Linked DNA regions of Homo sapiens: region 2 is linked to region 1. A link is a loop called in an ENCODE intact Hi-C map of the cell type or tissue named here. Cell type or tissue: mammary epithelial cell. All regions are shown on one strand. Each heading gives the region's core, and the rest is flanking DNA. Links, peaks and the distances in the headings are about the cores only. Region 1 has its middle 900 kb from the start of SLC16A7. Region 2 has its middle 80 kb from the start of LINC02448.

What was found. Hi-C counts contacts between places; a loop is a spot of excess contacts. Peaks named below come from ENCODE experiments on the same cell type or tissue, not always from the same donor. Only the 100,000 strongest peaks of a DNase experiment are listed, where the experiment ranks them.
Region 2: a loop joins it to region 1, with 8 times the contacts of the local background. A loop is called at or near these places in 4 of 110 quality-filtered maps.

Annotation. Positions count from the first base shown.
Region 1 is chr12:60,488,776-60,500,992 of GRCh38, forward strand. No RefSeq gene overlaps it. Among named protein-coding and RNA genes, the nearest start is that of SLC16A7, 900 kb to the left of the region's middle. In mammary epithelial cell, for the core only: a CTCF peak has its summit at 5,685 (motif pointing left); no DNase peak of the experiment used is centred there.
Region 2 is chr12:59,437,562-59,449,778 of GRCh38, forward strand. No RefSeq gene overlaps it. Among named protein-coding and RNA genes, the nearest start is that of LINC02448, 80 kb to the right of the region's middle. In mammary epithelial cell, for the core only: a CTCF peak has its summit at 7,558 (motif pointing right); no DNase peak of the experiment used is centred there.

The DNA of each region.
Region 1 (12,217 bases), core at 2,622-7,621:
TTAAGCTTTATAACTATCATTGGTTTTATGTATTTATTTATTTATATTTATATTTATATTTATATTTATAAATGACTACATATGAGTATACATACATATATGTTATATCTATATCTATATATCTATATATATCATTGTACTTCTATGGAAGTTGCTGAACAGAACTTTAGCTAGCCAGATGAAAAGAAGTAAGGCTGTAATAAATTAAAAGTTGAGGGTTTTTTTATTCTTTTTTTCTAAGATTATACTAGCTATTGATTAAAGCCATTTTAGATCTCACAATGTCACAAACAATAACAGTGGCACCTACTATTATGAAATGAGTACAATATATGCTAAACACTCTACAAAGTATTTTAAGTGTTTGAACTTGTTTTAATTTTATAAAAATTCTATGAAGTGGGTATTATTAACCTTTTATAAGAGAAGAGGGAATATATTCTAAGTCAAGTAACTTGCTCAGTATCACCATGACTAATAAATTGTAGGGCAGGAATTCTGACTCAGATGTATTGCATGTTATACTTATAAGTATTGTAAGTATAAGAGAAAATAAATATGAAGGAAAACACAAATCCTAGATACAGAGAGATTCTCAGAAGTAAAAAAAAAAAAAAAAAAAAGCTTCTCTTTGTCAAGCTCAAGGAGATTGTTACCTTGCTTTTAGATAATAAATTGGTGCAAAAGGAAACATCTAGTTTCTGTTAAACTTTTAATACATGTTTACTTTATAATATATTTACATTCTATTGATATTAAGAAAGTATACCTTTATCAGTTCATATATTGCTGTTAACATTTGTTATGATGCATATTTTGAAAAAAGCTATTACTACAGATTTATGAGAGTCATAGCAAAAGGGTTTATAACTGTTGTCCTGGAACCTGAAGATGGAAGGAGGGGAGAGAAGCTGCTGTGAAAATGTTGTATATAATCACTTGCATGTGAGCTTATACAAGCACTGAAAAGGGACCTATCCTATACTTTCTGATTTCATAAATGATTTAAAGAGGTCTATAAGTATTGATGACATCTCTTTTGATACTATAAACTAAAAGAATTATGAGGCTGTAAAATGGATTCCAAGTCAAGGCTAGGAAATTAAAGAGTCAGTGAAATGTATATGAGAATCTGTTTCCACCTGAGGGCAAAGAACAGAGGTGTTAAAACTGAAGAATGAAAGGTTACAAAGAATTCTCCTCTAACTTTGCTTCTATACCCTCACATATAAGCTGGATTACAGGACCATACCATACTTTACAACAGAGCACAGAGCAAGGAAAGAAGATATATTTGCGGTGAACAAAAAGAGACCAAGTGTTATTGTGTTTCATATTCTATAATGTTGTTTGGTGCAGAAAATAATCTTTCTGAAGTAAGATTCATACATGTTCATACTCTTCAAGACATGAATTCTATTGTAGTTCTCATCTCCGCTTTATGATTATATAGTAAATAGGTCAACAGATCTCAGCATTTCAACTCTGAATAAAAGTAAGATTGACTTGTGTCTCATTTATCTTTTTTTGCAAGAACAACAACCAGAAGCTACCATTAAGTCACAGCAGTGGCTTTTCTCATGGTTAATAGTGGAAAAATTTCCCCAACCTTTGGAAATATATTAAGTACTTTCTATGTGGCAATTAACTCTTATTTATGTATTTATTTATTTATTTTTGAGACGAAGTCTTGCTCAGCCACCCATGCTGAGTGCAGTGGCCTGATCTCGGCTCACTGCAACCACTGTCTCCCGGGTTCAAGTGATTCTCCTCTCTCAGCCTCCCAAGTAGCTGGGATTACAGGCATCCACCATCATGCCAGCTAATTTTTGTATTTTAGTAGATACGGGGTTTCACCATGTTGGCCAGGCTGGTCTTGAACTCCTGACCTTAGGTGATCTGCCCATCTCGGCCTCCCAAAGTGCTAGGATTACAGATGTGAGCCACCACGCCCGGCCTTAACTCTTATTATTTTCAGAGATATTCAGCAAACGAGAAGTGGCAAATAAGTTATAATATACAGACACCATCATAATTAGTTTCAGCTTTGCTCAAAAGCTATCTTTATTCTAGGTTTATACCTAAGTTTAAAGCTAATTAGGAATGACAAGAATAAAACTGTGATGAGCTTTTATGTACTTTCTCTGTACATATCAGTGTTTTCATAGTTAATTATTATTTATATCTAAGACACTCCATCCATTGATCAGTGAAATCAAATAATATTTTCTGAATTTTGTCATGGTATAGTATAATATTTAAGAGGATAAATGCTGGCATTACTTTGCCTGGTTTAAATCTCAGCACCATGATTTATTTACTGAGAGGCCATACTCAATTTACCTAATCTCCCTATTCTTAGGTTTACTCAATTTTCATTCCAGTATGCTAATGAGTACCTACCTCCTAAAAATTTTGCTAGAATTAAATTTCTAAAATTATATATAAGTCTTGAAGTTTGTTTTAAATATTCTGGAAGGTTTCTAACAATAATCTATATATGCAAATCTCTCCTACATGTATTGCTACACATTTAAGTATATACTATAAATATTTGCATGCATTCAATTATATACTGTAGACACCTTTGCATACCTATACACTACCAGTATCCATTCTTTTGCATATTTAACTATATAATGTAACAGAGATTAAGTGGCGTATACCTAAATCTCTCTTTAGAAGTGGAGTTGAAAAGACTAGAAATATAGCCAGGATTTTTATGGCTATGATAGATTTGTACTCAAAGACTTGATTTGTTTTTAAATTATTTAATTCCATTATAATAAACTCAAAATTTGAGTGTATTTAGTTATGGCCTTTTCCATTTTCCATGTGATAATCAACAACTGTGATAATCAACAACTGTGTATTTCTCTTTGAGAAACTGTGTTTCTCAAAGAGAGAAACAGCCTTTATGCAAAGGTGAAAAAAGTAGAGCAAATGGAAGATTTGAGACAGTTACTACATAGGAGATCTTTGTTCTCAAACAAATACATGTTAGGTGAGTCTTCAGATTTTAAAGAGGTCAATGTAGGCTGACAATTCGAAAAAAGATGAGATTATAAAGTAGAGAGTAAAATGTTCCATGGGGGAATAAATATGGGTAAGCAGTACAAAGATAAGAGAAAAACATAGGAGATTAAATCATTTTTGAATTGTCAAAATACATGATTTTATACAATAAAAAAAATAGATTCCTCATGACCAGAAAATAATTTTAACCAAAGAATGGCGATGAATAATCTCTTCAGCATATATAAGCTTCATGAATTTAAATATCTATACTTATGGCTGTATCTATTTATGGATGAAAAAAAGTAATATTGACTTGTCTTTCATTTATCTTTTTGCAAGAACACCATAGAGAAGCTGTCATTAAGTCTCAGCAGTAGCCTCTCTTTTGATTAATAATGGATAAATTAAAAAATCTAAAATATAATTTAGCAAATGTATAACTCATATAAATATATATTTACATAAAGAAGTTTATATATCTTATTTCTGTATCTTAATATGGAAATAAAGGCATCATTTAATATGCAAAAGTGGTTTTTAGAATAAGCATATGACATAATCCTTTTCTTTAAAAGTATTATCTTTAAAATTATTGAGTTGCATTTTTAGAGTAAAGCAAAAGGTTTTAATAAAGAGAAATGGTATGATAAAAATGGGTGATATGTTTCAAAGTGTGAAAATATTATAAAAAGAGGAAAATTGGAACTATCCAGACATATGATTTTTAAAAAGTTATTAGAAATTGATCATGTAGGAATTTTCAAGAATAAAAGAGTTGAAATTTTAAAAAAAGTTCTTTAGCACTAGGAAATGTTTTTTTTTTTTTAGATTTAAGATTCAACTGGGAATGAATGTAATGACTATTATTGGTGCTTTGTTGTTTTGTATGTGTATAGAATTTAATTTCAGTAGTTTAGCAATAAAAAATGGAATGTCTTGTTAGACTGTTATTTGATAATAGATCAATTTAGTTCAAGTCTTGGAAGATGCTCTTGCAAGATATTTATTAAACATCAAAAGTTATAGTCATTATCTTTCCATATTTCTAATGTGTTTCATTAACAAAAAATAAAATATTTTATATAACAGAATGCATGCATATATAAGTATGCAACATAATTTTTTGTTATTTTTCTTTTAAAATAAAAAGCCATTTTGATATATTTAGTAATCTGTATTTACTACCTTCACTGACTTGCCCTTTACCCACAACATATTGGCTTTTGATTCTATAATCTTAATAAAATAATATTGAGATGATATATATATCAGAAATAGCTCTAGGTACTGAGTAACAGTAGTAACAAATATAAACAAGACAAGACACAGTCTCACACAATTTTTATATCAACAGACAAAGATAAATAATATAAAAATAAGCAAAAGAATACACACAAAAAAACAAAGTACAGAACTAACAAAATAGTGTGGAATGATATGAAATAATTTTTAACAGTTTGAGCAGGCCTCTCTGAGGTTGTGATATTCTAATTTTCTTCAGAGAAGCTAAAAGCTGTATTATTATGTGAAACCTGTCGAATTTAAAATGTTGTGAGCTAAGTAGAATGTTTCAAAGACACCATGAAGGACAGTACTTTATAGGACAAATGAAACAAATTTGTGGGCATCTCCAACCTGTGAGCCACTCTTTTTTGTTTTTACTCACTACTCCAAACACTTCTTTTGGAATGATAGATTATTTTATTTATATTATCTAAATCTGTAATTCTTCCCTCTACCCCTCTTAATCTATACATTATAATTGTCAAATAACTAATATAAATATGACCCAGATACTGCATCTATAATCAAATACTATATTTCTCTATAGTTAATTTAATATGTCAAATATCTAGTTCATTCTTGTCAGTTTGGTACAAACCAGTGGCTGAGAGAACAAACGTCAAAGCCAGTTTGTTTGAATAATGATTCTGCCAACTACTAGCTGAGTCAACTTGGCCAAGTCATTTAACCTTTTTGTGCCTCAGTTTTCTCTTATGTAAAATGCATATATCTGTCAGGGTCCAATCAAGAGACAGGATCCACATAGTGATTTGAAAAGGGGCTATTTAACATAAAGAATTATGAACCATACACAATTACTTATAAAGGGTAAATACCCTAGGGCTGAGGAGCATACCTAAAGAATGAATTAACTTGTAAGGGGTCCACACTCCCTACAGTTGTGATTCAGAACTCATTAGAGAAGATGGGGCTATAGCCAAATGGATTGTGAAGTTCACTGGGTAGTCCTGGGACAGAGTTGGTCACATTATCTAGGCAGAGGCTGGTGGGTGGAGAATTGTGTCCAGATTCAACAAACAAGCAATAACTCTTTGAAGTATGGGCAGGCTGAGATTGGGAGGTCTACCTTGGGGGCATCTTGGAGTCTCACTGGGAATCTTCCTGTGGGGTTGCAGCTGAAACTCAATGCCAGAGAATTCCACTGGATGCTCACAGAAACCACTGGTAGTCATGCCATAAAAGCAACAAAGGATGGAGAAGCAGAGGAAGCAGGGGAAGGAGTAGGAGGAGGAAGAGAAGGAGAAGGAGGAACAAGAGGAAGAGAAGATAAAGAAGGAGCAGGATAAATGAGAGGAAAACACCAGGATTGAGAAGAGAAGCTCCTTCTTCCTATAATGTCTGTCCATTGCCACCTACTGGCAATGCTTAATATTGTTCCAACTGCAAAGGAGAAATATTCAGAGCCCATCAACAATTTCCACAGAGCAGAAAGGAAGGTTGAATTTGGACGTAAGAAGCAATAAATTGATAATTGGCACATTCGTTTTCAGGAGATTCTGTAACAAACTACCAAAAACTGGTTTGCTGAAAACAGTAGAAATCATTCTTTCACAGTTCTGTGGGCCAGAAACACAAAATCAAGGTGCTGCAGTTTCTTGGGGAGTTTCTAGGGGAGAATTGTTCCTTGTCTTTTCCAGATTCTGGTGGCCATCAGCATTTCATGTGACTACCTCACTCCAATCTCTGCCTCTGTCTTCCTATGGCTTTTTCTTCTGCTATCTCATGTAAGGGCATGTTTAGGACCAATCTGTGTAATCTAAGATAGTCTCATCTCAAAATATTTAACGTAGTAAAATCTGAGAAGACCTCTCTTCCAAAAAGAAAATCACATTCCTAGGTTTCCAGGGCTAGGATATGGACATATCTACTTGGGGGCCACCATGGAGCCCTCTAAATTGGAGATGATAATGACAGTGTTTAATTTATAGGTTTCTCAGTAGTGATACATGAATTAATATATGTAAAATACTCGTATGGTTCCTCACATAGACTCTACAAGTATCATCATCACCACCATTGTCGTCACCATCATCATCAACACCGTCACCATCCTCATGGTGATTGTTCCATCCCGCTATCTCTTAATCCTTCTCCAACTCCCCACTCTTCTCTTTCCCTTATAGACAGAATAATACACTTAGAAATTATACCTTGACTCTTTATCAGATAAGTGACTTTTTCTCTAATTTTTAAAATGGAGATCTTTAATTTCACTTAAATTATATGCCAGATGATCTTACCCTGTTTAAAGATAAATAAGTCTCATAGAAGTTACATAACTTATTCAATGTCACTTGACAAATGGTGATGACGCCATTCAGTTTATAGAGTTTGTGGTACAGTAAGTAATTACTGTTACCATTACTAATAATACATGTACTACTACTACTATTACTATTATTATCATCTTTATGAATACTATCACTATCTACCTTTTTTAAAAAAGCACACAGTAAGATTTCTCTGTTTCTCTCATTTCCTGCACTCTCTCTTTTAAATAATTAGCTATTTTTGGAAGTCTATCAATTTGAAACACACACACACACACACACACACACACACACACACTTTCCTGAATTGGCTTTCTCTGCTAATTTTCTCTTCAATTGCCATTATCATTTTGTACCCTTTTTAATTTAATAACCTTTTCATTGATCTTCCTCATATTTTTGTCTCCCTTTCTTAATCTTTCTTCAACATAGTGAAAAATATGTTTATGCAACATACATCTAGTGTTACCCTCATGCTTTAAAGTACTTTCATGAGTTTTATGGTTCTTTAGTATCTGGAGCCAAAATACTTTTTAGCTTTCTCTTCCATCTACATAAACTACGCTGCTCCCACAAAGTACTGTTAGTGATTTCTCTCAAAATATTATAAACTCCATATATTTGTTCACAGAATCTTCCTTTTCGTACTATTTAAAATTCAAATCCAGCTCAAATATCACCTCTCCTGTAAAATCCCACTCCAAGTCTCAAAGATAAAATAACTTATATCTTCCATGTTGAAACCAAATGTGAGTTTGGATTTTACCATAGGGAACACCCTATCAAATGGACCATACCATGAGACATCTAGTTTCTCTCCTCTGGAGAGTGTCTGGATAGTTATCTTCAATCTTCTGTAAGAATGTCTTCTGTTGTCAAATGACTAGATGACAAAGATGAATTTTTTAAATTAAGGGTCCATATTTTATAAATATTTATATGATTTATTAGATTTTACAACATTGTTCCCTTGCCTTTTTACCTCATAGTACCCAAAACTCCCAAATAAAAGATATCAGATTATTATTTTTTTAAATATTTACCAGGAATATAGTCTAATTCCATTATTTGAAGTTACTTTGCAGTGCTCATAGTTATTAATGCCCACTATTTTTTTCAATTGACCTGCTATCAAGTAAGTAATTTGTTTGCTAAAAAAATTTGAGCCCTCACTATGTGTCATGCAATATAATAATAACTGGATATACTAAAATAATATTTTATAATGATTTGATTTATCAAAATTAAACTAAAAGGATAAATGTCACTCAAGCAGTTGCATATCATGCCTAAGATCCAAATATCACATTTTGATATTTTGACTTTAGCTTTTATTTCAATTTTAATTTATCTAACAGTTTTCCAGTAAGATGCTGATTTCCATTATTTAAAGACTTAAATGTTAGATCTAAAACCATAAAAACTCTAGAAGAAAACCTAGGCAATACCATTCAGGACATAGGCATGGGCAAGGACTTCATGACTAAAACACTAAAAGCAATGGCAACAAAGGCCAAAACTGACGAATGGGATCTAATTAAACTAAAGAGCTTCTGCACAGCAAAAGAAACTACCATCAGAGTGAACAGGCAACCTGCAGAATGGGAGAAAATTTTTACAATCCACCCGTCTGACAAAGGGCTAATATCCAGAATCTACAAAGAACTTAAATTTACAATAAGAAAATCAACCCCATCAAAAAAAAGTGGGCAAAGGATATGAACAGACACTTCTCAAAAGAAGACATTTATGCAGCCAACAGACACATGAAAAAATGCTCATCATCACTGGCCATCAGAGAAATGCAAATCAAAACCACAATAAGATACTATCTCACACCAGTTAGAATGGTGATCATTAAAAAGTCAGGAAACAACAGGTGCTGGAGAGGATGTAGAGAAATAGGAATACTTTTACACTGTTGGTGGGACTGTAAACTAGTTCAACCATTGTGGAAGACAGTGTTGCCATTCCTCAAGGATCTAGAACTAGAAATACCATTTGACCCAGCCATCCCATTACTGGGTATATACCCAAAGAATTGTAAATCATGCTGCTCTAAAGACACATGCACACATATGTTTATTGAGGCACTATTCACAATAGTAAAGACTTGGAACCAACCCAAATGTCGATCATAGACTGGATTAAGAAAATGTGGCACATACATACCATGGAATACTATGCAGCCATAAAAAAGGATGAGTTGTCCTTTGTAGGGACATGGATGAAGCTGGACATCATCATTCTGAACAAACTATTGCAAGGACAAAAAAACAAATACCGCATGTTCTCACTCATAGGTGGGAATTGAACAATGAGAACACTTGGACACAGACTGGTGAACATCATACACTGGGGCCTGTTGTGGGGTGGGAGTGGGGGGGCGGGATAGCATTAGGAGATATACCTAATGTAAATGACGAGTTAATGGGTGCAGCACACCAACATGGCACATGTATACATATGTAACAAACCTGCATGTTGTGCACATGTACCCTAGAACTTAAAGTATAATAATAAAAAAAATTTTTCTTCCTCTTTTTCTTTCCAACGATTTATGTTATATTTGTTTGTTTCTTTTCCTGTCAGTCGATACAATTCTAATCCAACCAAAATATATTAGGTTCTTACTATGTATCAGAGATTGTGCAAGGTGCTTTCTCAGGCAGCATTTTATTTAACCTCCACAACAAACCTATGAAAGAAGATACTATTTTTCTTTTGACAACAAATTATCATAAAGATTAAGTAATTCTCAAAGTCATACAATGATTAAAATTATAGAGGTAATATAAAAACAAAGCAATATGATTTTTTCCATCATTTATAATTTTTCCATTTTATTCTCATGCTTGCTTTCTTTAAATTGTCCTTAAATTCTCTGGAGATATTGTGTAGTATAGTTTTCTCCAATACTTGAAATAGGATATTTCATCTGTGCCAAGACCTGGGTTCTGATATAGTAGTTATATTTATATACCCTATCTCCAAAGTACCCTTTATCCTTTATAGTTTGGATATTGCCAACAGAGTTGGCAATGTGCTTTATATATTTGCATCCAAGAATCTACCTAGAGGTATGGGAGGGCATTAAAAGACAGGAGGTAGGGCATGAGTCTCCTTCCTTGGGGTATTAATGTTTAATTAACATTGTTATTAAGAAGTTTATAAATTTACATGTAGTTTTAAGAAATAGTGTGCCCTTAACCTAGTTTCCACCAGTGGTAGCAATATCACAATGAAGATATTGAAAATAATACAATCAACAAATCTTATTCAAAGTTCTCCAGTTTTACTCCTGTGTGTGTGTTGGTTGTATATGATTTCATCTCATCTGTCATTCAACATCCCAGTTAAGATACTGAATATCTCTGTGACCACAGAAGTTCCTTATGTGGCCCTTTTATAAAAACCACCTCACCCTTCCTTCCACACAACACCCCCTCCCACTATTTCTAAGCCCTGGCAACCACTGATCTATTCTCCATAATCCCTTTGTTTAATTATATTGGCACTGACAGAAGCCAGATTGTTATCAAAGTCTACTTTCCTGGAGGATAGATAACTTTTGACCCAGTTTTCCTGGTAGCAGTTTGCACCATAGAGAACTGGCTATAAAAATAAATCTAAAGACTGATAAAATGTGGAGTCCACACACTAACATTGTCGTTTGAGAATATACAGCAGTTAGAAAGGCAGTGTTTTACATTGTAGCACTAGGAATTCATTCATTGAACGAATATTTATTATGCTGTTAGCATCCTGGAGGTTTTACCACAGATATGCATCAGTGGCCATGAGTTGGGCAAGTTAACAAGCTAGATGAAGTGAATCCATCAGCCTTCAGCAAAGTTACCCCCATGCCTCCAACTTTCATGACAGAGGTGCCACGAGCGTGAGAGATGAGTGACTTTGTCAGAGCCTCAGCTGCTTTAGGCTGCCCGAGTGTCTGACCAAGGTAACCCTACTGTACAGAGATCACGCCCTTTATGCCAGGCACCTTAGGGGCACCAACTTTTTCAAATTATCTTCTATCTTTTAAAGGAATGCATCAGAAAGAGAGTATCTTCTTTCTGTGATGGTGACATGCTTTGTGCACTCGTGCACAGTCATATTTGTGCTCCTCGATCATTTCCTAATTTCCGGCTATGTAAATTACACTAGCAGTAGTGGAAGTCGGGGAGGTAACAGTGGCAATGCATGATATGTAATGAAACTTTCAGGACAACTGTCATCAATCTTGGCAGTCATGGGGTCTTTCAGCCTCAAAGACACATGTTTGCTCCTGTGTACTTGCAAATTAGACTTGGAGACACCATGTCCTACAGTTACAAAGATACATATCTCTGAAATTCCCCCATTTTCTTCCAAGGGATAGATTCATAGATGTGAATGAAGACTCGGGTTGATTTGAGTTTTTACTAGATAAAAATAGGGACTTCAAGAGACAATTACATCATCTGATCTCTGAGAACCGACATTTCTCACAACTCTGTAGGAAATGAAGAAAAAGCCAGTGAGAGACTGGCAGAGCTTAGCGGGAAAGGTGCTTGCCTAGCAGCAAAGCAGCAGGAAATGATTGTGTCTGAGGGGAGTTTCACTGAAGAAAACACCTACAAAAATATATAGAGCACCTGTTCTAGGCAGTCACTGAAATGATAGTGATGAGATGAACAACTGCACATATACTTGAGAAGATGTTTATGTGGAGAGTTCTTAAAGCATTCTTTACGTTTAAGGCCCATTAGGATATACAAATTGTATCATCCTGGTATGCAGATTTTATATTACATTGTTGATGCTACTATATGCCTGAATAGAGTAAGAAGTATTATAAAGTGAAATGTGTTGTTCACATGAGAATGTGAATAATAGGCTTGTTAATACCAGAGAAACCTAGACAAAATATATTTATTACTAAGCATTGGCAAACTTTCTTTTAATCAAAAGGAAAACACAGCAATTGAGGCAAATAACAAGTTTCTTCCTTCCCTGAACTTGCCTTACAAGGAAATAAGGTAATTAGGTACAATCAAATCTCATCCCTGATTTATTCCTTGCCCTCCTTCTGATATTATAGGCTTAGAAATTAGAAATGAAGAAGCAGCTTCTCTTGCTGTCATGGATAGAAAGCAATGGTGAGAAACAGGATACAAAGTCAATATCGCAGTTTTTGAAAAATACTTCCTTTTAAACTGATATCCAGAATTCCAAGGATACTTCTCTGATTTATCCAGGAAAAAGTTAAGTGAGGAAGAGACATTGCCTCTGCAAAATCTCCTGACACATTCTGAGCAAGAAAAACTTGACTATATAAGATTATATTCATAGAGAAAATATTTTTAAAAAGGTAATTGCATTTATTCTTTTTTTTTTTTTTGAGATGGGGTCATATTCTGTCACCCAGGCTGGGGTGCAGTGGCACAGTCACAGCTCACTGCAGCCTCCATCTCTGGGCTTAAGTGATCCTCTTACCTCAGCCTATGTGGTAGCTGAGACTACAAACATGTGACACTATGTGTTGCTAATATTTAAATTTTTTATAGAGATGAGGTCTCCTCATGTTGCCCAAGCAGGTCTGAACTCCTGGCTCAAGTAATCCTCCTGCCTTGGCCTCCAAA
Region 2 (12,217 bases), core at 4,581-9,580, 1.0 Mb before region 1:
TTAACCATCCCCACTGTCCCACTACCACCACTACATTTCCCAGCCACTGGTAGCCACCACTCTAAGCCATCTTCATGAATTCAATTGTTTTCATTTTTAGCTTCTACACGAGTGAGAATTCACAAAGTTTATTATTCTGTGCTTGGTTTATTTCACTTTACCTGATGACCTTCAACTCCATCCATGTTGTTGCAAATGACAGGATCTCATTCGTTTTCATGGCTAAATAGCACACCATTCTGTATATATATCATATTTACTTCATCCATTATCTGTTGATGGACACTTAGGTTGATTTCAAATGTTGGCTTTCATGAATAGTGCTGCAATAAACATGCAAGTGCAGATGTCTTAAATATACTGATTTCCTTTCTTTGGGGAATATACCTAGCAGCGGGATTGCTGGATCATATGGTAGCTATATTTTTAGTTTTTTGAAGAACCTCCAAACTGTTCTCCATAGTGGTTGCACTAATTTACACTCCCACCAACAATATATGAGAGTTCTCTTTTCTTCACATTCTTGTCTGCATTTGTTTTTGCCTGTCTTTTGGATAAAGTCATTTTAAGTGGAGTAAGATGATATCTCATTGTAATTTTGTTTGTTTGTTTGTTTGTTTGTTCGTTTGTTTGTTTTTTGAGACAGGCTCTCACTTTGTCACCCAGGCTGGAGTGTTGTGGTGCGATCTCAGCTCATTGCAACCTCTGCCTCCTGGGTTCAAACAATTCTCCTGCCTCAGCCTCCCAAGTCGCTGAGATTACACACACCCGCCACATAGCCCAGGTAATATTTTGGATTTTTAGTAGAGATGGGGTTTCACCATGTTGGCCAGGCTAGTCTCAAACTCCTTGCCTCAACTAATCCACCCGCCTCACCCTCCCAAAGTGTTGGAATTACAGGCATGAGCCACCACACCCGACCTCATGGTAGTTTTGATTTGCATTTCTCTGATAATCAGTGATGTTGAGCACTTGTTCATAAACCTGTTTGCCATTTGTATGTCTTCTTTGAGAAATGTCTATTCATATTTTTTGCTCATTTTTAATTGTAATATTAGACTTTTTCCTATAGACTTGAGTCTGTTATATATTATGCTTACTAATCCCTTGTCAGATAGTTTGCAAATAATTTCTCCCATTCTGTGAGTTGTCTCTTCACTTTGTTGATTGTCTCCTTTGCTGTGCAGAAGCTTTTCAACTTGCAGGGAGGGAAAGAAGCTTTTATTTTAAGTGACCCCATTTTTTCATTTTTGCTTTTGTTGCTTATGCTTGTGGAATATAATGTAAGAAATATTTGCATAGTCCAATGTCCTGGAGAGTTTCCTCAATGTTTTCATGTAGTATTAATAGTTTTACAGTTTGATGAGTTAGTTTTAAGCTGTTAACTCATTTTGATTTTATTTTTTTATCTGGCAAGTGATAGGGGTCAACTTTCATCCTTCTGCATGTGGATATCCAGTTTTCCCAGCAACATTTATTGAATAGACTGTTCTTTTCCCAATGTATGCACTTGGCAACATATCAAAATGAGTTCACTGTAGATGTATGGATTTAGTTCTGGGTTCCCTATTCTGTTTCATTGGTCTATTTTCCTATTTTCATGCCAGTACCATTCCGTTTTGGTTACTATAGCTTTGTAGTATAATTTGAAGTCAGGTAATGTGATTCCTCCAGTTCTTTTCTTTTTGTCCAGGATAGCTTTGGCTATTCTGGGTCATTTGTGGTTCCATATAAATTTTAGAATTTTTTTTTCTATTTCTGTGAAGAATGTCATTTGTACTTTCATAGCGATTGCTTTGAATCTGTAGATTGCATTAAGTAGTGTGAACATTTTAACAATGTTGATTTCTTCAATCCATGAACCTAAAATATCTTTCCATTTGTTGGTGTCCTTTTCAGTTATTTCTTTCATCAATATTTTATAGTTTTCAATGTAGAGATATTTTACTTCTTTGGTTGATTCCTAGATATTTAATTTTATTTGTAGCTGTTGTAAATGGAATTATATTCTTGATTTCTTTTTCAGATTGTTTGCTTTTGGCATATAGAAATGCTAATGATTTTTGTATGTTGATTTGGTTTCCTGCAACTTTACTGAATTTGCTTATCAGTTCTAATAGTTTTCTTGTGGTGTCTTCAGGTTTTTCCTAATATAAGATCATTTCATCTCAAACAAGAATAATTTGACTTCTCCCTTTTCAATTTGTGTTGCAGGAAGTCAGGGACCCCGAACTGAGGGACTGGCTGGAGCCATGGCAGGGGAACATAAATTGTGAAGATTTCATTTTAATATGGACATTTATTAGTTCCCAAATAATGCTTTTATAATTTCTTATGCCTGTCTTTAATCTCTTAATCCTGTTATCTTCATAAGCTGAGGGTATGCCTCACCTCAGGACCACTGTGATAATTGTGTTAACTGTACAAATTGATTGTGAAACATGTGTGTTTGAACAATAAGAAATCAGTGCACCTTGAAAAAGAATGGAATAACAACGAATTTTAGGAAACAAGGGAAGACAACCATAAGGTCTGACTGCCTGTGGGGTCAGGCAAAAAGAGCCATATTTTTCTTCTTGCAAAGAGACTATAAACTGATGTGCAAGTAGGATAGATATTGCTAAATTCTTTTCCTAGCAAGGAATATTAGTATTAATACCTTGGGAAAGCAATGCATTCCTGGGGGGAGGTCTATAAACAGGCGCTCTGGGAATGTCTGTCTTATGTGGTTGAGATAAGGAATGAGATACGCCCTGGTCTCCTGCAGTACCCTCAGGCTTACTAGGGTGGGGAAAATCTCCGCCCTGGTAAATTTGTGGTCAGACCAGTTCTCTGCTCTCAAACTCTGTTTTCTGTTGTTTAAGATGTTTATCAAGACAATATACACACCGCTGAACGTAGACCCTTATCAGTAGTTCTGCTTTTGCCCTTTGCCTTGTGATCTTTGTTGGACCCTTATCAGTAGCTCTGCTTTTGCCCTTTGTCCTGTTCCCTTAGAAGCATGTGATCTTTGTTAGACCCTTATTAGTAGTTCTGCTTTTGCCCTTTGAAGCATGCAATCTTCGTACCTACTCCCTGTTCCTACACCCCCTCCCCTTTTTAAAACACTTAATAAAAACTTGCTGGTTTGAGGCTCAGGTGGGCATCATGGTCCTACCAATATGTGATGTCACCCCCGGTGGCCCAGCTATAAAACTCCTCTCTTTGTACTGTCTCTCTTTATTTCTCAGCCAGCCAACACTCATGGAAAATAGAAAGAACCTACGTTGGGTGGGTTCCCTCAATAAATTTAGATGTCCTTTATATTTCTTTCTCTTGTCTGATTTCTCTGGCTAGGACTTCCAGTACTAAGTTCAGTAACAGTGGTAAAGTGGGCATCCTTGTTGTGTTTCAGATCTTACAGGAAAGGCTTTCAGTTTTTCCCCATTCAGTATGATACTAACTGTTGATCTGTCATACATGACAATACATATTGAGATATGTTCTTTCTATATAAAGTTTTTTTAGAGTCTTTATCATGAAGGAATATTGGTTTTTATCAAATGCTTTTCATAAATAATTAAAGTGATTTTTTTTTTTTAATTTTACTTTAAGTTCTGGGATACATGTGCAGAACATCCAGGTTTGTTAAATAGATATACGTGTACCATGGTGGTTTGCTGCACCTGTTGACCAATCCTCTGAGTTCTCTCCACTCACCCCCCACCTCCCAACAGGCCCTGGTGTGTGTCGTTCCCCTCCCTGTGTCCATGTGTTCTCAAAGTTCAACTCCCACTTATGAGTGAGAACATGCTGTATTTGGTTTTCTGTTACTATGTTAGTTTGCTAAGGATGATGGCTTCCAGCTTCATCCATATCCCAGCAAAGGACATGATCTCGTTCCTTTTTATGGCTGCATAGTCCATGGTGTATATGTACCACATTTTCTTTATCTAGTCTATCACTGATGAACATTTGGGTTGGTTCCATGTGTTTGCTATTGTAAATAGTGCTGCAGTAAACATAAATGTGCATGTGTCTTTATAGTAGAATGTTTTATATTCCTTTGGGTATTGACCCAGTAATGGGATTGCTGAGTCAAATGGTATTTCTAGTTCTAGATCCTTGAGGAATTGCCATACTCTCTTCCACAATGGTTGAACTAATTTACATTCCCACCAACAGTGGGTTTTTGGTCCTTCATTATATTTATATGATGTATCGGAATGATTGATTTGTGTATGTTGAACCATCCTTGCATGTCAGGGATAAATCCCACTTGGTCATGATGAATGATCTTTTCAGTGTGATGTTGAATTCAGTTTGCTAGTATTTTGTTGAGGATTTTTGCATCAATGTTTATCAGCCTGTAGTTTTCTTTTTTTGATGTGTCTTTGTCTAGTTTTGGTATCAGAATAATACTGGCCTCATAGAATGGTTGGAAATATTTCCTCCTCTTCAGTTTTTAAAATAGTTTGGGTGGTACTGGTATTATTTCTTCTTTAAATGTTTGGTAAAATTTAGCAGTGAAGGCATTGGGTTCTTGTCTTTTCTTTGCTGGCAGATGTGTTATTACAGCTTCAATCCTGCTTGTTACTGGTATGCTCAGGTTTTGGATTTTATCCTGGTTAAATCTTGGTAGGTTGTATGTGTCTAGGAATTTATTAATTTCTTCTATGTTTTCCAATCTATTGGCATGTAGCTCATAGTACCCTCTAATGATCCTTTACATTCCTGTGATATGAGTTGTAATGTCTTGTTTTTCCTCTCTGATTTTATCTATTTGGATCTTCTTTTATTCTTAGTCTGGCTAAAGGTTTGTCAAATTTGTATATATTTTCAAAAAATATGACTTTTCGTTTTGTTGATATTTTGTTTGTGTTCTTCATTCGAATTTCATTTATTTTTTGCTGTAATCACTATTATTTCTTTTCTTCTACTCATTTAGGGTTTGATTTGCTCTTGCTTTTCTAGTTCTTTGGATGTATTGTTAGATTGTTTATTGTTTTCTACTTTGTTGATGTAGGCTATTATAGCTGTAAACTTTTTTCTTAGAAGTGCTTTCACTGTATCCCAGAGGTTTTGGTATGTTGCATCTTCATTATCATTTGTTTCAAGAAATTTTTTTATTTCCTTCTTAATTTCATCATTGGCTAGCTAGTCATTCAGAAGCATATTGTTTAATTTCCATGTGTTTATACGGTTTTCAAAATTCCTCTTGTTATTGATTTCTAATTATATTCCATTGTACTCAGAGAAGATACTTGATACAATTTTAATTTTTTTTAATTTTGAAGACCTTTTTTATGGCCTAACATATGGTCTATCCTTGAGAATGATCCATGTGTTGAGGAGAAGAATGTGTATCCTACAGCTGATGGATAATATGTTCTGTAAATATTTATTAAATCCATTTGTTCTATAGTGTGAATTAAGTCTGATGTTTCTTTGTTGATTTTTTGTCTAAGTGATCTGTCCAATGCTGAAAGTGTAGTGCTTAAGTTTCTAGCTATTAGTATATTGGAGTCTATCTCTTTGTAGCTGCTCTAATGTTACTTGCTTTATATATCTGGGTGTTCCAGTGTTGGATGAATATATATTTACAGTTGTTATATTCTCTTACTGAAGTGTGTCATTATGTAATGACTGTCTTTGTCTCTTTTTATAGTTTTTGTATATAAATCTGCTTTGTCTGATATAAGTATAGCTACTCCTGCTCTTTTTATTTTTTCCATTTACATGAAATATATTTTTTCAAGTCTTTATTTTTTATCTATGTGCATCTTTATGGGTGAATTGTGTTTCTTGCAGGTAACAGACATTGGGTCTTCATTTTTTAATTCATTCACCCAATTTATGTCTTTTGATTGGAGTGTTTATTCCACTTGCATTCAATGTTATTATTGATAAGAACTTACTTCTGACATTTTATTTCTTTTCTGATTGTTTTGTGGTCTTCTCTTCCTTTTTTTCTTCCTTCCTGTCTTCCTTTCAGTGAGGATGATTTCCTCTGGTGGTGTTTTAATTTCTTGCTTTTTATTTTCTGTGGATCTGTTTTATGTTTTTTGATTTGAGGTTACTGTGAGTCTTATAAATAATGCCTTATAACCCATTATTTTAAACTGATGACAACTTAGCATCGATTGTATAAACAAACAAACAAGTGAAGAGAAAACTAAGTAAAATTCTACCCTTTAACTTCATCCCCCATTTTTTAACTTTTTGTTGTTCTATTTATATATTATTGTGCTGTCTATAATCTTGAAAAGTTGTTGTAGTAGTTATTACTTTTGTTGATTCATCATTAGTCTTTCTATTCAAAGTATAAGTAGCTTACATGCCACTATTACAGTGTCATAATTTTCTGTTTTTCTGTGTGCTTACTATTACTACTGAGTTTTATACCTTCGGAGAATTTATTTTTGCTCATAAATGTCCTTTTCATTCAGGTTGAAGCGTTCTCTTAAGCATTTTCTCCTAGGAACATCTGGCATTGATTAAATCATTCCGCTTTCATTTGTCTGGGAAAGTCTGTTTCTCCTTCATTTTTGAAGGGTATTTTTGCTATATATACTATACTATACTATACTATACTATACTATACTATACTATACTATAGGGTAAAAGGGTTTCTTTTTTTGTTTGTTTGTTTTTGTTTTTCCTTCAGCACTTTAAATATGTCATGCAACTCTCTCCTAGCTTGTAAGGTTTCCACTGAAAAGTCTGCTGTCAGACATATTGAAGTTCCATTGTATGTTATTTGCTTCTTTTCTCTTGCTGTATTTAGGATCCTTTCTTTATCCTTGACTTTTGAGAGTTTGATTACTAAATTTCTTGAGGTTGCCTTCTTTGGGCTAAATCTGCTTGGCGTTTTATAACTTTCAATCACAACGTCTATCTCTAGGTTTGGGAAGTACTCTATCATTATAACTTCAAATTAACTTTTTACCCCTATCTCTCTCTCTGCCTCCTCTTTAGGCCAATAACTCAATTTGCTTTAAGGCTATTTTCTAGAACCTGTAGGCATACTTCATTCTTTTTATTCTTTTTGTTTTGTCTCCTCTGATTGTGTATTTTCAAGTAAACTGTCTTAAAGCTCACTGATTTTTTCTTCTGCTTGATTAATTCTGCTGTTAAGAGACTCTGATGCATTTTTCAGTATGTCAATTGCATTTTTCACCTCTGGAATTTCTGCTTGATTTTTATTAATTATTTCACATTATATGTTAAATTTATCTGATAGATTCTGAATTCCTTCTCCATGTTATCTTGAATTTCATTAAGTTTCCTCAAAGCAGTTATTTTGAATTCTCTCTCTGAAAGGGTGCATATTTCTGTCTCTCCAGGACTGGTCCTACATGACTTATTTAGTTCATATGGTGAGGTCATGTTTTCCTTGATGGTCTTGATGCTTGTGGATGTTCATCGGTATCTGGGCATTGAAGAAGTAGATATTTATTGTAGTCTTCACAGTCTGGGCCTGTTTGTACCTACACTACTTGGGAAGGTTTTCCAGGTATTTGAAGGGACATGCATGTTTTTGTAATCTAAGTTTTTGTTCACTGCAGTCCTCTTTGCATTAGGGGGCACCCCAAACCCAGTAATGCTGTGGCTCTTGCAGATTCATAGAGGTACTGACTTGATGGTCTTTAATAAAATTCAGAAAAAGTCTCTGGTTTACCAAACAGAGACTCTTCTTCTCTTCTCTTATTTTCTCCCAAACAAACAGAGTCTATCTCTGTGTTGAGCTGCCTGGAACTGGGGAAGGGGTGACATAAATAGCCCTGTGACCACCACTCCTGGTTTGCACTGGATCAGACCTGAAGCCAGCATATCAGTAGGTCTCACCCAAGGTCCATAGTAACCACTGCCTAGCTGCTGCCTATGTTAGCTCATGGCCCTAGGGCTTTACAATCATTGGCAAACTCAGCCAGGCTTGTGTCCTTCCATTCAGGGTGGTGGGTACCTTTTGGCCCTGGGTGGAACCAGAGATGCTATTCAGGAGCTAGGGCCTGGAGTTGGAAACATTAGGAATCTAGTGATTGTGGCTGAGCTGGCACCTGAGCCACAAGATAAAGTCTTTCCAATCTTCCCTTGCCTTTCCACAAACAGAGAAGTCTCTCTCATGGCTACCACCACCCTAGGCCAATGGAGAGTACTGCCTGGCTATCATCAATGTTAACTCAAGGCCTAAGGGTTCTTTCCTCAGCTCATGGTGAATGTTTCCAGGCCTGTGACTCTCCCTTCAGGGAGGTGGGCCTCACTCTTCCCCACAGCAGGTCCAAAAATGCTGTCCAAGAGTCAAGACCTGACATTGGGTATCCCAAGAGCCCACTTGGTGCTCTATCCCACTGTGGCTGAGATGATATCAAAGCTTCAAGACAAAGTTCCCTTTATTCTTCCCTCTTCTTTTCTCAAGCAGAAAGAGTCTCTCCCTGTAGCCACCACACCTGGAAATGTGCTGGGTTACACCTGAAACCAGCAGGTCTCTGAGTCAAACCCAAGGCTCAAGGCAAGTACTGCCTGACTACTGCTACTGACTATTCACAGCTCAGGGTGTCATTTGTCTGCAGATAATGAATCTTCCCAGGACTAGGTTCTTCTCTTCAATGTAGCAAGTTTCCTTTTGGCCCAGACAGTGTCTTGAAATGTCATCTGAGAGATAAGGCCTGGAATGGGGACCTCTGTACTCTGTCTGGTGCCCTATCCTACAGTGGCTGAGCTGGTATTCAAGTTGCAAGACAAAGTCCTGTTTACTCTTTCCTAGGCTTTCATCTAGCAGAAGCAAGTCATCTCTCTTGGAGCTGTGAGGTCTGCTGTCTGGGTTTGCGGAGGGGTGGTGCAAACACTCCCTTAGCTACCGTAGCCGCTATCTCACTAGGTCATGCACCCCTTAAGTCCACTGGCTCCAAGCACAGCTGATTACTAGAACTTGCCCAGGAATTGCAGTCCTCATGGTCTAGACTGCCTTTCAGGTTTATTTAGAACCCTCGAGCACTTTAGCCTGCAATGGTGGGGCTTGCTGGAACTCAGGTTCCAGCAGCTGGGATGAACAATTCCCCTTCAGCTGGGGCTGGTCTAAATGCTCCCTCCATGGATGCTGGCTAAGTTCTGTCCTGTGTTGCTTTTTATTGTGACTGGGCAGCACTGAATTCCAATGCAAAGTCCCAGAATCACTGTGCTCTGTCTCCTCCAAGCACACAGATTTTTTTCTCCATGCCATGCAACCTCTGCTCAGGGGATGGGGGAGAAGTGGCATCAGCAATTCAAGACTGTCTTTTGTACCCTCTTCAGTGCCTCTTTCAGCGATATGAAGTTAAAACCAGGTACTTTGATCACTCACCTGATTTTTGATTCTTATCAAGGTGCTTTTTGTGAGGATAGTTGTTCAATTTGGTGGAACAAACTAGGAGGAGCATGATCAGTGGAGGCTTCTATTTGGCCATCTTGTTCTGTCTCCATCCTGCCATTTATTATTAAAGTCAGAACACAGATTAACAGAAATACTAGTAAAGAAAAAATACATATGCACATACCATTCAAACATTTCTGAACTCATCGACATATTTTTGCATATATACTTATTGTTCCCATAAAATAATTAACTGCAGAAACCATCCTTCATATAGCCTTACCTAGAATGGTTTTATGAAAGTGAATGCTTACTGAATTCAAGCTTAAAGAACATATCGTCCTGACTTACCAAAATTACATAGTGAAACTAGGAATAAAACCCAGGACCTAAACAACCTGCATTCCTTATATGTAATTTTGCATTAAATTAATTACAATACATTACAATAAAAATACCTATCCTGATTAGGAAAATATCAAGTGCCAATTCATATAAGCATATTGTCTTAGATTATGTTTGTGCATTCTTGTGTGAATTCACACATACAAGCCTGCACATATGCTTAGTGTTTATCAAGCAGATGAGGAAGAAAATAAGTGTGTGAATAGGTATGAATAAGACACAATTTTTGCCTTGAAAACTCTTGTTTATCTTAGAAGCAGTTAAATCAAGAAAACTTATTTTCACCTTTGCATAAGTGATTTTGCTTAATATATTCTTAAACGCTTTAACAGAGAAACTCATAATATAAAAAATCCAGTGGCCTTCAGTGCAACTCAGCAATACTCTCACCCATTCTCCGTTGACTTCCTACTAAATATCCCACCAAAGTAATTTCTAATTTCCTCTAATCTTCCCAGGTATCCTAATCTGCCCCTGCTTTTCTGTCCTACAAGCAGGTAACCCCTGTATTGATTTTATTGAGATTAAGGTCATCAGATAAGAACTCCCTCAACTATCTTTCCCTTCCACTGAAATTGTGAATTATCACACAGGCATTTCTACAGTTCATCTTGCTTAAGGAGGACTGTCTTTTCTGATCTAAACCACATTTCTTTCTGAGCTAAACTTTCTCCTTCTCAGTCTCCTGCTAGTTATTCTACATTTGATCCTCTCCATCTCTACATGATTTCTCTGCCTTTTGCTGCCCTGCTGTAAGTTCCAGAAGTCTAGCCTCTTCAAGCTACATCACTCAGACACTCGGGCCCTCTGGTTTTCAGTGGGATTTAGACAATGGCAGTAACTGGAAGAAATCAGAGTATGGGAGGCAAAAGAGATCAGGCTATTTATTTCTCCATCCCTATACTTTTCCTGCTTTGCTACAATTCTAGCTGATTCTGTATGTGGTTTCTGGCTCCTGTGAGTGATACCTCTTGCTCTGCTTCAGCTCTCAGTTGGACTTGACTGAATCATTCCTTCTCTTCTTGCCCCCTTATGCCTAGGAACTTAAGGGACTTCATGCTGTTACAAGTCCTTGGGTGCCTCTTCTACCCTTTTTTTATTCTCCTTCCCCTGTTCACACCCCTATGGACACTTCATTCCTTCCAAATAAATCCTTTTGAAAATGCCGTCTGTGTCCAACAGCTACCTTGACTGATCCAAACTTCTTTCATCCTCTCTGGATTCAAATTGCAACTCTTTTTCTCACAGTTGTATAGTTTTTGTTTCATTGATTTGTAAATGTATTCAAGTTTCCTCCGTATTGTGAAGCCCTCTCTCAACTCTGTTACAGTTTTAAGTTGTTGCTCTATGAAAGTTTTTAAATTCTTTCTTCAAAGTGTTGTCTACAGATATTAAAATATGGTATCTGTTCCACAAATATTTAAATATAATTATGCCTTATTTTTATTAATATGTAACAAAGCAAAGAAGACATAAATACCCAGCTTAACAGATTAATGGAGGATAATCACTCTGCAGTTCCCACTCAGATCAAGACATCAAATATATCAGCTCCCTAAAAGCTTCCTACACAGGCCTTCTTGGTCATAAATTTCTTCCTGCTTCCTGTCTTAATACCTATCCTGAATATCATAGTATTTACTTCCTTTCTTTAGAATAGTACTACCAAAACATACATCAGTAAAGAAAGGTTAATTTTGCTATTTTTAAATTTTATATAATGAAATCATACAGTATGTATCCTACTGTGTTGGCTTCTTTCCCTTAACCTTATGCTTTCTGGCCAGGCGCAGTGGCTTACGCCTGTAATCCTAGCCCTTTTGGGCCAAGGCAAGGGATCGCTTGAGTCCAGGAGTTGGAGACTAGCCTGGGCAACATAGCAAGACCATCTCTACAACAACAAAATTTGCTAGGGGTGATGGTGGCACGTGTCTGTAACTTCACCTACTTAGGAGACTGAGGTGGGAGGATCACTTGAGCCTGAAATGTCAAGGACACAGTGACTTGTGATTGTGCTACTCTACTCCAGCCTGGGTGGCAGAGCAAGACCCTATCTCCAAAAAAAAAAAGAAAGAAAAAGAAAAAGAAAAAAATTGCCTTTAAGATTCATGAATGTTTTGGTTTGGGTTATTTGTAGTTTTGAACTATGCACTATGAACCTTCAAGCACATGTATGCTGGTAAATATAAATAAGCATTTCTATGGAGTTTATACCAGTGCATGAAATAGGCTGTACTATACTATGTCTTCCAGATCTATGAGATATGACCAATTGTTTTCCAAAGTTATCTTAACAGTTTACAATCCTACCAGCAAATTGTAAGAACTCTATTGATCTATATCCTCGCCAACACTTAGTATTATTACACTATTGGATTTTTGCCATTCTGGTGATTCATGAGTTGTATCTTATTGTGATTTTCAGATTGTGTTTACTGCAGTGATTACTAGTAAGCTTGAGCATTTTTTGAAGTGGTTTTT